Linked DNA regions of Homo sapiens: region 2 is linked to region 1. A link is a contact called in ENCODE Hi-C or POLR2A ChIA-PET data. All regions are on one chromosome and are shown on one strand. The core of a region is the stretch at or near the end of the contact, and the rest is flanking DNA. Distances in the headings are between cores, read along the strand shown.

Region 1 (7,082 bases), core at 1,983-4,482:
CAGGTGACAGAATGGTTTGGCCACCTGGAGGTTGTTGATAGACTTAAAAATGACCCTTTTGGGAGTGAAGGGGAAATAAATCATCTTAGTGGGTTGTGAAGTGAGAGGTAAAAACATAGGGGTGGTGGACAACTCATTTGGGAAGTATTATGATGAAGGCACAGAGAACTAAGTAGCAACCACAGGGAGTTGTAGGGTAAAAGTATGTTTTGTTTGTTTGAAAATTTTCAGGTAGAAGTCCTGTGGCATATTTTTGCACTGATCATTGGAGAAAGGGTGATAATGCAGTGTGTGAGGTGATCGTGAAGGAGCAGAGTCCTTGAAAAGGTGAGGGAAGAAGGGATCCAGCACACAAGAGAGATTAGCCTTTGGTAAGAGCAAGAGGACTTCTTGCATTTTAATAGGAGGGAGGGTAGAGAAGATGAGGCTCGGTGTTAGTGGGTTTATAGATTTGATGATGGAAAGATGTGAAACATCTTCCAGATGGCTTCTGTTCTTCTTAGTGAGGCAGGAGAGTTGGTTAGCTGCTAATAATAAGGATGGTTGGGAAGGGAGAGTGAGAAACATTTTTTTTTTTTGTATTAATAGTACATAAGACCTTCAAATCAGGGGCAGATTCATTTAGATTCACCTAAAATACCTGACAAGGTGCCAGAAGTATTTATCACATATTTTTGAAAAAAATGGTTTTAATTATCACAAACAGGGATTATTCCTAGCTTTAAATCTCATTTTAGAAAGGTATTATGGCTGTTCAGAAAATTACATATTTTTAAAGCCCGAACCTGAAATTGCCAGTATTTTGAGATATTATGGACAGATGAAATGGACTCATGGTTCATGCAAAAGTGATTTTCATTCTATAAGGGATTTTATTGACAAGAAGAAACTACTCCATTCTGACTAAAGAACATATTGCACCCTGGAGGATTTATTTTCCAAGAGAGGCTACTGACAGGGATAGAATTATCTTCTTTTTGGAGGCCTCCCTTCTCTCCTGTAATCTTCTAGCTGGCGCCTAACACAGGGCTCTGCATCAAGGGGCTTCTCAATACATCCAATTGAATGACTTTGTTTGGGGCCGGTCCTGATGCCCAGAACGAAAAAACTTACTTTTGATTACCTCGGGAGAATTGCTAGTAATGGCCCTGATTTATTCTCTCTCTTTTTTCTCTCTTTTTTTTTTCCCCAGCTCTTCTACCCTCAATGTTTGATTGCTTGCAAGAGGCATGTGAGCCAAAATTTTAAAGTTTGCAAAGTATAAAGAAAGGAAACAAGTAAATAGGGAAGGAGAATAAATACTGAACAAGACTGGGCAAGGTGACAAGAAAGAACTACTGTGAAAATCTGGAAGAGGGCCAGGATGCAAAATGCAGGGGCTGTGTAGTTTACAGGAACTATTTAGCCTCCAGCATGCCTCAGCGATCACACAGAGAAAGGCAGATTTCTCTGCTTTTGTCTCCTACCCTATAGTTAGCTATGGAAATTTGACATAGGTGATATATGTTTTCTGTCAGCAAACTGATACAAATACAGAGGACCATGGGGCCTGTGATCAACAAATCCAACGTGATTTGAATTGCTAGGAGGGGACCTCTTGTGGCTATAGTGGGAAATACTTCAGCTAAATACTACCTTGGAGGCTGCAGATATTTTTATGAAGGAATTAAAAAAAAACCCACTATAAAAGCTCTTTAAAATTACATTTCAGATATTTATAATATTTAATTGTTTTGATAACACCAAATTCTGTAAGAAGGTTTTATCTGTATTGCATCTCTGAAGAGTTCAGTGTAATTTAAAGCTCTTCAGCTTTTATCCATTTAATTCACATATCCTCTGAAAAGCAAATGAAAAGAATAAGAGTTCTCATCTACATTTTGTAGGTGGAAAGGAGAGGTACAGGGCAGGTAAGTAACTTATTGTGGTTTCACAGCAGGACAAGCTAGGCTTATGATAGAATTTGGATATCTCATCTTGGGCTCAATTCAACAGTCCTGGTTTGGAAAACATTCATTATTAAAGCTCTAAAACAAAACCTGCTATTTTGCAAGTGTCAAGTGATTTCTTTATTCAAGAAAAGATGGATTGAGAGACATAAAACTTACTCTTTGTTTCACTGTGAAAAGATGCTATTCCTAGATTCTCCAGGGGGAAAAAGCTGCTTTAAAAAAATCTGGGGAGGATAGCATGTTAGCAACTAAGAATCTTTAGATAAATATATTGTCAATTATGCCCATTTTAAAGGTAGCTACATAAAAATACAGTTGTTTTGAAGGCTATCCTGAAAATCATATAAAATGAACTCCTTTCATAGTTGATTCTCTGACAGTTCCCAGACCCTGCCTTTCCTCTTGGCTCCCTGAAATTTGTGCTAAGAGTATCTGGAGAGCCAATAAATAAATGCTTTCTTTTTATTTTGAATTCAGCCTTTTAAGAACAGGACTGCCAAAACTCAAACAAGTAGTTCATATTTTAGTTAGCACCTCTTGTTTTAGAAGCTATTAGAAGAAAGTCGGAAAAATGGTAATGTCCAAGGAAATGCCACAGAAGTTCGAGTGGGATGTCAAGGAATTGATGAAATGATAAAGATTGTTTCAGTGGATGTGAAGATATTGAGGGAGAAGATATCAAAAAAAAGGGAAAAGGAAATGTGAAAAAGAATAGTCATAGAGAGAAAAAATAAATTTTGGTGGAGAAGACTTTTTTTTTTGGTGGCTTAAATTTAATAATGGGTTAACCTATTGAGTTTTTGGTAAATCTTCAGTTTAGATTCTTTACTGATAATGATGTGGTTCCTCATAAATACTGGAAGGAGAGAGTGTGATGCTTGGTACAAGGGATGAGACAGGTAATATTTCAGAAGAAGAAAAATACGATCTCAGATGTGACACATGGCCTTGATGCCATCATCTCTAGGGTTCTGAAGACATTGAATTTTACATAATTGATCTTTTGATGTGAGGATTTCCTGGACTCTTGTTTTCCCTGCTTTATCATTTTTCACTTTCAATAATTCCAGCCTTTGGCTTTAATTAGATAGAAGAGGTTCTTCTTTTGGAAAGGAACTAGAGAAATGCAAATCTAAACTTATTCAGAGCTATGTTTGTAGGTCTCTAGGCAAAGTATGTGTCTGGCCTTTTTCAACGAAGTATTTTCAGTAACAAGTTGTCAGTGAGGTCAGTGACTAGCGGTTCAGGATTAGATACCACCCACCCTGGCTTGTAACCTCCCCTTTCTTTCTTATCCTGGGTGAACAACGCTCAGCGAAATTGACTGCCCCACTGTCATCTGCCTCTCAATTTGGTACTCTGTAACTCTGTGACCACCAAGAAGCCTTTTTCCGTCCCCCACAAAGCTCTTTTTGGAAAATTCCCTACGGGAGCTGAATTTTAAGCCCATTTACTTTATAGGAAGAAACAGAAAGGTAAGAATCAAGTTTGTAAAGAGAAGAGCTGAACTTCAGCGAATTCTCATTTCTGCATTGAATTCCTGTGTCTTAGTTATAATCATAGGTTTAAAATTTGGGGTTTTCTTCTGAACTGAGGAAGATCACATTATTGTATGAAATAGGAATGTTTTGACTAGTTATGAGAAACGTAGGCTTTCACGCTAATTTTAAAGTTATAAATAACTTTCGAACTATTGCCAGGGGAAGCTGGTAGCCAAGGTCGTGCTTTGCATTCAGAGAGTTTCTGGCTATAAAAAGCCGATTGGATACTGTGCAGGAAAAGATAAGATATGGCCTGGATGCTTGTGCTTTGGCATGGGAGTGGGGAAAAGGAAGCAAAGATGGAATATGTTTGAAGGGATTTTACTTTCAACCAAAAGCTAATTCATAGTAAATGGAAGATGTTTCAAGTGAGATAATGGCAAAAAGCATTAATTTCTGAATTTAATGTCTATTTGTTTTATAATTGGAAGGAATATTAAGAGGTTGAGGAATGCTCTCAGAACTGTTTGATGACCAGTTATAGTCAAATGAAAATCACTGTATGGAATGATCATGAGATGTAATGATCAATCATGTAAAGAAAAGGTCACTATCTAATGGGATCTGAATGATTGTGAGCAGCTGCTGTCAGTTACACGGAAGACAAATAAAAGAAATGAGTTCAAATGGAAACAAGAAGAAATTGGGGTTAGACATCAGAAAGTTCATTTACTGTAGAGGTTTTGAGTCACTGATATGTGCCTACTAAGATCTCTGGAGATAACGTGAGAATGCAATGATTTGCTTAAAACAAAGTGGAAAAAGCAGGATTTCAAGTTTGCATTGGTTCTGGGTTTGTGGCTAGCTTTTTAGACAGATTGAAAGCTCAACATATTGAGAATAGTTGTGATTTGAAGATTCAGATTATCCATGGTCAGATTTGAATGGCATATTTGAGTGTGCTATTAAAATTTCATTGTCCATTATAAAAAATTATCTCAGTAGAACCATAGGACAAGTTTGTTAAATGGAGAAACCTAAAATACAGACAGTATAGACAAAGTTATTCCCATTTGTTACCTCCTACACATAGTCTAAATCTTCCTATTTGAGTAAAGATTGGTAAAACTTTTTTTCATTATAAAAGCATTAAATGTTCATCGTAGGAATTTTGAAAGCACAGAAAAATATTTCCTGTAATTTCATTGATGTGTTTCCTTCTAGTCTTTTTTTTTCTAGATGGCTTTAAAAATAATTGCAATAATAGTATAGATAAAATTTGGAACCTTGCTTTTTCATTTAACCATATACCAAAACATTTTCCACAGAATATTACCTATTCTACAGTGGTGTTATTTTAAATTTGTGTAACATTTGTTCAAGTGAATGAATATAATTTTATTAATCATTGCTGAACATCTAGATGCTATGGTAAACATCTTTGTGTATTTATTTACTTATGTGTATATGTATGTTGTAGATATGTTTAAGATAATTTCCTTAATCTCTGTTTCTAACTGTAGAAGTGTTGGATTAGAGAACACTATGTTTGAAGGTAAAAGTTGTGATATTTAAGATGTGTTTTTACTGTTATTCTTTTAAAGCATTGTAAAATTCCTAGTCTACCAAATGATATATTTATTGTCTATGATGTGCAAAACATTGTTATCAGGCACATAGATACCAAAATACTTAGTGTTTAGAAGGATGGAATCTCTCCTACCTACAAAATTTCCACTCAATAAACTTTTACAGATATCAACAAAGCTACATGTCAGAGTTGAAAATACTTCAGCTCTGCCTGAAACCGATAGATAGTATTGTTGATCACTTACGTTACTTTGCACATGAAAATAACAGAATGTATAAGTAACTTTATTAGAAGACCATGTAGACATAGTGATTTATATGACTTTTATGATACAACTGTGACAAAGAAATAGGAATAGGAAGAATAAATTCTTTACTTATTGTGAATCTTTGGAGAAATTAGAAGTATTTGGAGAAAATCTGTAGGCAACAGACTAGAAAGAAAAGGGATAGAGGGCACATGCTAGAGGAGCAATTCAGTATTGGGTTTTTCTATAGGGAAAACATGAGAATGGAATTAGGCGTGGCTATGGTAGGAGTCAGAGAAGATAAGTTTTAATTCTGTCATTGTTGAGTTTGAGAACCATGTTGTGTAAATAGAGTAGAAGGAAGAAAGCTAAGGAATTAGTGATAAATACAACTAATTATTGGAAGTGGTTACTGGTCCCAAGTAATCAAAGTGGAGAGATTAGAGATATCAATATTATGTGGTGTGAAGTGAGAGGTAGAGTTATGAATTATCAAATAATATATTCTTCCTGTATTAAAAAACTTTTTAAATTGTGAAGTTTTTATTATTCAGTAATAATATTTAGAGAAAAACCATAGCTACAGAAGGATGGGAGTTTCATTCTCTATTCCCCATGAACTTCTGTTTGCATGTTTCTATTTTTTTTGGAATAGAAGGGATTAAGATTTAAGAAGAGAAGTTGGCAACCCAAACTGGCCTGAAGAGAAATTATGCGCTTTGTAATGAAAACTTGAAAATAGTGTTTATTTATGGATCATTGGCTCATGGGAATGCTAGTCTAGAGATTTAAAAAGTGTGATTTTCTGATTCTTGTTTGGATACTGGATTTTAAGTGAGATGGTACAGCGGGGTGGAACTCCGGAGTTTAGCAAAGTTGCAAATCTAATGGAAAGTGACAGATAATTGAGGCTGCAGAATTTTTGAAGGTGAACAGGACTGTTAGCCGATACATCTGATTTTTCACATGCTTAAATACTGTTTTTAACCACATTATTTTTGCCTGGGATTCAGCGAGTAATCTGTAACCAATTTAATCACTAGCTTCTAGCATATGATAGGTGACTTTGAGTTCCTGTGTGCAAAATGGAAGATTAGGTCAAGTTTATTTGGCACCCTCCCCACCTCTTTTCTTTGCCTTTCATTATCCTAACCAGGATGATTTTCTGCTTCAGATGCCTCCTGGCAATGGGGAAATTGATTTGAAGGAGAAGGCAATGTTTAGTGCAAAGAAAGTCTCTCAAATACTGGAACTTGAACAATGGAGGCCCCTACTTTAAATTAGCACTGTTCAAAATGTAATTAGAAGTTCCCAATTTTTAACTAATCTATGAAACGAGATAAGAGGCTTGTGCCTGAAAGTAAATCAGCTACACCCTAAGCACTTTGTAGCAAGACTTTTTTTTTTTTTTTTTTTTTTATTGATCATTCTTGGGTGTTTCTCGCAGAGGGGGATTTGGCAGGGTCACAGGACAATAGTGGAGGGAAGGTCAGCAGATAAACAAGTGAACAAAGGTCTCTGGTTTTCCTAGGCAGAGGACCCTGCGGCCTTCCGCAGTGTTTGTGTCCCTGGGTACTTGAGATTAGGGAGTGGTGATGACTCTTAAGGAGCATGCTGCCTTCAAGCATCTGTTTAACAAAGCACATCTTGCACCGCCCTTAATCCATTCAACCCTGAGTGGATACAGCACATGTTTCAGAGAGCACAGGGTTGGGGGTAAGGTCACAGATCAACAGGATCCCAAGGCAGAAGAATTTTTCTTAGTACAGAACAAAATGAAAAGTCTCCCATGTCTACCTCTTTCTACACAG
Region 2 (7,082 bases), core at 2,375-4,874, 190 kb before region 1:
GATCTTCACTATGTTTAAATAATCAAGCCATTTGTAAGAGTGAGAACACAAAAAGATCCACTTTCAAGATGGTTATACCTTTGGTATAAAAAACTGATAATGCTTTCTACATCGAAATACTTTCCCATTTCATTCACATATTTATTAAATATTTATTGAGCACAAACTATGTGCCAGGCACTTTTTTAGGCACTGAAAAGACAGGAGTATACAAGTCAGTCAAAAATTCCTGCTCCCGTAGAACTTATATTCTAGACCAGGAAACAACACAATTTAAAAAGTAAGATACAGAGCTTTTCAAGAAGTGGTAAGTGTACAATAAAGTGAAAAAACAAGGAATATGAAGTGAGGGAGGAAGATATTCTAACCGGATGAAGAACACTACACAAAAAGGGGACAAGTGAGGTGGGGCAAGGTGGCACATGCCTGTAATCCCAGCACTTTGGGAGGCCCAGGCGGACGGATCACCTGAGGTCGGGAGTTCAAGACCAGCCTGACCAACATGGAGAAACCCCGTCTCTACTAAAAATTCAAAATTAGCCGGGCGTAGTGGCATATGCATGTAATCCCAGCTGCTGGGGAGGCTGAGGCAGGAGAATCGCTTGAACCTGGAAGGCGGAGGGTACGGTGAGCCGAGATCGCGCCATTGCACTCCAGCCTCCGCAACAAGAGCGAAACTCTGTCTCAAAACAAACAAACCAAAAACCGTACATTTACTCTCTAAAATTAACAGCTCTGAGCCATACCTATCCGTGGCCTTGGAGTCCAGTCACTAGAGCTTGCATGTGAGGCTCTATCCTCCTCATCACTTTCACAGGAATGAAAACCATTAGTGATAATTTCATCACCGAACAGAAGGTTATCTGCAAAAGAAACCAAGTCAGTCAAGGCTATCAAAACAACATGCACCTAAAATGTATGAACGGTTATAGAGCAATCATTTTCATCGAGTACAGCATTTAACATTTACACGGCGTGTGTAAAGCATGCCTATGGGGTCAGCTTGCACTGTTCATTGGAACAGTTTCTTCATCTTTAGGAATTCTGCTCACTCAGTTTCAGCCAAAATCTAAAAATAAATTAAGTCTACTTAAAAAACAGAAAAGATAGCCGGGAGCGGTGGCTCACGCCTCTAATTCCAGAGCTTTGGGAGGCCGAGGCAGGCGGATCACCTGAGGTTGAGAATTCGAGACCAGCCTGACCAACATGGAGAAATCTCGTCTCTACTAATAATACAAAAATTAGCCGGGCATGGTGGCGCATGCCTGTAATCCCAACTACTCAGGAGGCTGAGGCACGAGAATGGCTTGAACCCGGGAAGCGGAGGTTGCGGTGAGCCGAGATCACGCCATTGCACTCCAGCTTGGGTAACAAGAGCGAAACTCCACCTTTTAAAAAAAAAGAAAAGGAAAAAAAAAAAGAAAAGATAATAATCTAGCTAGAATGTATCATACAATCACAAACAATAGCGTTCGTGAAACGTGTAATAAATGGACATTTACATAAAAACGTCATTCAAATATAACCTTGGCAATGCGCACGTTAAACTTACACAATACTACAAGTACCTCTGCATTGTTTCCTCTATTAAATAAACAGTATTAATAACACAATTATTATTAGGTAAATAATAAATTAGTACTCAACTGTGTTGCTTGAAATCAGGGTCTCTTTACTAAATCAGTCCCTAAAAACACATATTACTTTTTTTTTTTTTTTTTTTTGAGACGGGGTCTCACTCTGTTGCCCACCCTGGAGTGCAGTGGCAGGATCACAGCTCACTGCAACCTCGAACTCTAGTACCTGGGACTAAAGGTGTGCGACACCACGTCCCGCTTTTTTTACTTTTAGTAGAGAGGAGGTCTCGCTATGTTGCCCAGGCTGGCCTGAAACTCCTAGGCTCAAGAGATCCTCCCGCTTTGGCCTCCCAAAGTGCTAGGATTACACGAAAGAGCCACCGCGCCCGGCCTGACCCAAATATTGATAAAGATGAACACCTATCAAGGATAGAAACTCCTCAGATCAAAAATAAGAAACCTGACCGGGCGCGGTGGCTCACGCCTGTAATCCCAGCACTTTGGGCGGCCGAGGCGGACGGATCACGAAGTCAAGAAATCAAGACCATCCTGGCCAACATGGTGAAACCCCGTCTCTGCTAAAAACACAAAAATTAGCTGGGCGTGGTGGCGGGTGTCTGTAGTCCCAGCTACTCGGCAGGCTGAAGGAGAATCGGTTGAACGCGGGAGGCGGAGGTTGCACTGAGCCGAGATCGCGCCACTGCACTCCAGCCTAGCGACAGAGCGAGACTCCGTCTCAAAAAAAAAAAAAAAAAAAAAAAGAAACCTTCAAGAACATGACAACTGCAACATATCTGCTTCATTATGCTAGAAGTGTTAAGTTTGTGTCTCAATACTACATACATACAAAAAAAGCATGTTTAGCCCAAACACCATTACCGCACAAGAGCAAGATTAGAATAAAAGTAATATGAACAGCTCTAAAAGTACTCTCTCTCCCATACCCACTCCTAACTGCATTACAGAATGGTAATGTCTTCAGGAACAGCCACGTTCTTTAAATTTTGCAAGCTGTGACTATAGAAACAGCTTTCCTCTTTCAAAAATTGTAATTTCAGTCATAAAAATATAGACCAAAAAAAGCAAACTGCACAGGTGTCAAGTTTGCAAAAAGCAATTGAAAACGCAGACCAACGGGACAGCCAAAAAGTTGCAGACTTAAGTGTGCTGGGGGGTAGAGGAGAAAAGCAATGAAAATAAAAAATAAAGAAAAAGAAAAAAAAAGCTCTAACAAAAGCAATATGCTAAAAGAGTAAGAGGGGGAGAGAAACTTATTTTAAAGCGACTGCGAGAGTCTCCCGACCTGGCTGCTGCGGAAAGAACAAGGCCGCCCAGGCGGGCCACGGACGGAGGAAAAGAGCGAATCCACTGGCAGCTCGCGCAGTAGGAACCGCAGCCCCGGAGGAGCGCGGCTGAACGGAGGGCCGGGGTGGGGAGGGGAACGCCGCGGAGCCTGCCCCGAGCCCCCAGCCGCCCTCAACCTCAGGCCAGTAGGAGCCCGGGGAGAGGGAGGAGGAGATGCGCAGTTCCGGCCGCCCGCACCCTGCGCACCTCGGTACCCAATCGCCGCCGCCGCCGCCTCTTCCTCCTCCTCGCCCTCGTCGTCGTCGTCTTCGTCGTACAAGTTGTCGGCCAGCGGTGGCTCCCGAGATGGGCCCTGCAGGCCCGGCCCATTGTCTCCTTCCCCAGCCGCCGCAGTCGCCTGGGCCTCTTGCTCCCCGCCTGCCGCCGCCGCCTCTGCCTCCGCCTCCCGCCACAGCGCCGCCGCCGCCGCACCCGGGCAGCCCCTGGCCGCCGCCGGCACCTCACGCTCTGGGGCCGCCCCACCGGGCTCGCCCGGGCTCCGCTCGAGGCCGGGACCATCTCTCCGCGGCCTCTTGCGGAGCGGCTCCCCGGCGGGGGACGACGCGGCCTCCCTGTCGGCCCCCGCCGCCGAGGGGGAGCCGCCGGGCTGAAGGGCGAGGGCCGCCTCGTCCGCCATCTTCCAACTGCCTCTCTGGCCCTCCTCCCTCGCCTCCTCTGCTCCCGCTCGACGCGCGGCACTGGCGCCCCCGCGGCTCCGGCTGCGGGAGATTTAAACCCCATCACGTGACCCGCCCCATCGCCGCCCCCGCCCTCTCGGCGCTCCCGCCACCCACGCGGGCCAGACCACAACACTACGGGTCACGTGGCGGGCGGAGGCTGTTGCGTCTACCGCTCCGCCTGGGCTGGAAGCGCACTCGGCCCCGGCGGCCGGCGGCCCTTCCTCTTTGTGGCGAGCGTGTAGTGCAGCCAAATTCGCCCCTCGGCCGCTTTCTCAACTTCTCTTTCAAACTGACCTCAAATCACTACCGCCGGAACAGCTCAAGTTTTGGTCCGCCCTGGGAATTTCCACGTCTTCCTGAAGTGTACACCTGGCCTGCCTTAGCCTTGTCTATATTTAGCTAAGGGTTAAAACACAGCTGAAGCTGGCTAAGACTTAGCTCCCTGAAATACGTTGGATAGTCGTTCTGTTTTGTTAATAAGTAGGAAGAGAGGCAAAAGGAGGCGGCTCCTTTCCCACTCTCCTCACACCGTTCTGACAGCTCCTCTTTTGCTCCTTTTTCTGCTCCTTGCTTTTCTCCTTAGTCGGTTGCTTTTTTCCCCTCTCTCCCATCACTTGTAGGGTGGTATACATTGTAAAATCCTTGAAGGCATATGTCCTCCTGGGAAGACCTTTGACGTGGAGGTTTGGAGATCAGCCGATCTACTTTCTGGCCCCAGCTTGGCTTCAAACGTGTGTGAATTCCCTCCTCCGGGCCTCAGTTTTCTCACGTGCAGAATGGGTTTGTTGGGTCAGTATGAGAGCATGGGAAGGAAATGACTTGGCCTCCATGCACATCTGCCCTTGGTTAAAATTTGGAGTCCTTCCTTTCTAGCGTGAGCTATCTAGCCGTTTCTAAACTTAATTTTTCTCATGTCTTAAATGGTAATAAGTATTTTAAAACGTCATAGATTTAAATGAGATAACCAGATGTAAAACGAGGGGTACCTAGTAGTTCAAAAGGCTTAGTGGAAAGCCCTTCCACTTTCCTCTCTCCCTGAAATTCTGGCACACTGTGACTCCATATCTAATCTTAACTAAGGACCCATATAACCCATGGTAGATCTAGAGCCAGTGTTTGTTATGGCATCTGCCTGGAGCACAGCGTTTCTATCTGTTTAAAGGACCTCTACGAGTTTATGGTACACTGTCCCTTAAGCCTAGTATGGGTTCTGGCCATACTGCATCAATTACCTGCGTGACTTTAGGCAACCAACTTAAAGCTGTTTCTTCATCCTTAAAATAAAAAATAAAAAGCTGGAAATATATCGCTAAGGTCCTATCTACATCCAAAAGTCTTATTTCATCTGGTCACCACTATTCATTTCTGAAAGTAATCATCTCCAGTCCTAGAAGCCTTAAAACCATCTTTGGTTGCGTGGGGGTCAAGGGGAGGGAGAGCATTAGGACAAATAGCTAATGCATGCGGGACTTAAAACCTGGCTGGGCGCGGTGGCTGCTGCCTGTAATCCCAGCACTTTGGGAGGCCGAGGCGGACAGATCACCTGAAGTCGGAAGTTCGAGACCAGCCTGACCAACATGGAGAAACCCCGTCTCTACTAAAAATACAAAATTAGCCGGGCGTGGTGGCACATGCCTGTAATCCCAGCTACTCAGAAGGCTGAGGCAGGAGAATCGCTTGAACCCAGCAGGCAGAGGTTGCGGTGAGCCGAGATCGCACCATTGCACACCAGCCTGGGCAGCAAGAGCGAAACTCCGTCTCAAAAAAAAATATAAATAAAACCTAGATGAGGGGTTGATTGGTGCAGCAAACCACCATGGCTCACCTATAAGTATGTAACAAACCTACACATTCTGCACCTGTATCCTGGAACTTAAATTAAAAAAAAAATCTTTGAAGCGTTCCTTCATACCAATCCCTCTGAAATCCATCTGACCAATCAATGACCAAATCCTGTTGTCCTTCCTTTCTTGCTACACTCCTCCCAATTCCTGACTAGGCACCACACTCCTAGTGGTTGACATACTTGGTCCTCCCCACTTTCTGTCTTACACTACAAAATATTTCATAAATTGACTCTCAGCTACGTTGGTGGAATGCAATATATGAAATGTTGAGAGTCAGTATCCCAATAAAACAGAAACAAAATTCCCAGCTTTTTTGAGAAAAAGATGTCTGTAAGCTTATGAGCATCCTGTTGTTCATTAATTCATTTATATTTATAGTATATTATTGACACGTGAAGTTTATGAACTACAAGAAATGCTATGTGATCAATATTATTGTTAGTATGCTGAGAGGTCAGAGATGCAGTATGCTTTTCAGGTAGGATAAATGAGAAACAGAAATTGTATTACAACAAACACAAAAACAAAAAATCCCAATTAGACTTCTGGTCTACCACTGGTTAAGAACTAACATTAAGGCTAGGCGCTGTGGCTCACGCCTATAAATCCCAGCACTTTGGGAGGCCAAGGCGGGCGGATCACCTGATGTCAGGAGTTCGAGACCAGCCTGACCAGTATGATGTAACCCCGTCTCCACTAAAAATACAAAAATTAGCCCAGAGTGGTGGCATGCGCCTGTAATCCCAGCTACTCGGGAGGCTGAGACGGGAGAATCGCTTGAACTCAGGAGGTGGAGGTTGCAGTGACCTGAGACAGTGCCATTGCACTCCAGCCTGGGCAACAAGAGTGAAACTCTGTCTCAAAAAAAAAAAAAAAAAAAAAAGAACATTAATATTCTGGCTGACTTAGTAGTTCTATTCTCCTAAGTTAATAAATTGGCCTGCCAAGCACGGTGGCTGACGCCTGTAATCCCAGCACTTTGGGAGGTCGAGGCGGGTGGATCACGAGGTCAGGAGATCAAGACCATCCTGGCTAACACGGTGAAACCCCGTGTCTACTAAAAATACAAAAAATTAGCCGGGTGTGGTGGCGGGCGCCTGTAGTCCCAGCTACTCGGGAGGTTGAGGCAGGAGAATGGCGTGAACCCAGGAGGCGGAGCTTGCAGTGAGCCGGGATCGCGCCACTGCACTCTGGCCTGGGCGACAGAGTGAGACTCCATCGCAAAAAAAATAAAAATAAGAATAAATAAAAAATGAATAAATAAAAAAATAAATTGGCCTAATAGCTCTGATATCAGTCTCATGTGACTACAATTAGTAAGGGAGTTAGTATCAACTCTTTTGTACTAATAAAATGTTATTGTCAAAACTGAAAAACACAAATGGAAATCCCTACTTCACACAATATACGAAAATAAATTCCAGCCAGGCGCGGTGGCTCACTCCTGTAATCCCAGCACTTTGGGAGGCTGAGGGGGGGCAGATCACCTGAAGTCGGGAGTTCAAGACCAGCCTGGCCAACATGGACAAACTACTACTGACTCTACTAAAAAATAAATTAGCCAGGTGTGGTGGCACATTCCTGTAATCCCAACTACTTGGGAGGCTGAGGGAGGAGAATTGCTTGAACCTGGG

Evidence for each region. Hi-C counts contacts between places; a loop is a spot of excess contacts on that map. ChIA-PET counts read pairs that join two places held with the same protein, here RNA polymerase II (POLR2A). Pooled maps may share reads with other maps.
Region 2: a map of PC-3 shows a loop between it and region 1 (4-fold over the local background). The contact joins the promoter of SIRT1 here to the promoter of CTNNA3 in region 1. A Hi-C loop is called at or near these places in 1 of 168 maps with a recorded cell type or tissue (PC-3) and 8 of 50 pooled maps. POLR2A ChIA-PET finds 5 or more read pairs at or near these places in 3 of 52 experiments (BJ, HEK293 and WTC11).

What each region holds. Positions count from the first base shown.
Region 1 is chr10:67,692,345-67,699,426 of GRCh38, reverse strand. CTNNA3 (catenin alpha 3) reads left to right here and starts at 3,232. Exons shown (of 18, transcript NM_013266.4): 1 at 3,232-3,427. RefSeq lists an enhancer at 1,483-1,532.
Region 2 is chr10:67,881,198-67,888,279 of GRCh38, reverse strand. It overlaps SIRT1 (sirtuin 1), which reads right to left and starts at 3,624. Exons shown (of 9, transcript NM_012238.5): 1 at 3,129-3,624; 2 at 747-863. The coding sequence starts at 3,558. RefSeq lists silencers at 2,919-3,038, 2,835-3,129, 3,564-3,748, 3,249-3,788, promoters at 3,556-3,731, 3,558-3,769, 3,557-4,588, 3,559-5,944 and enhancers at 3,869-4,028, 4,049-4,108.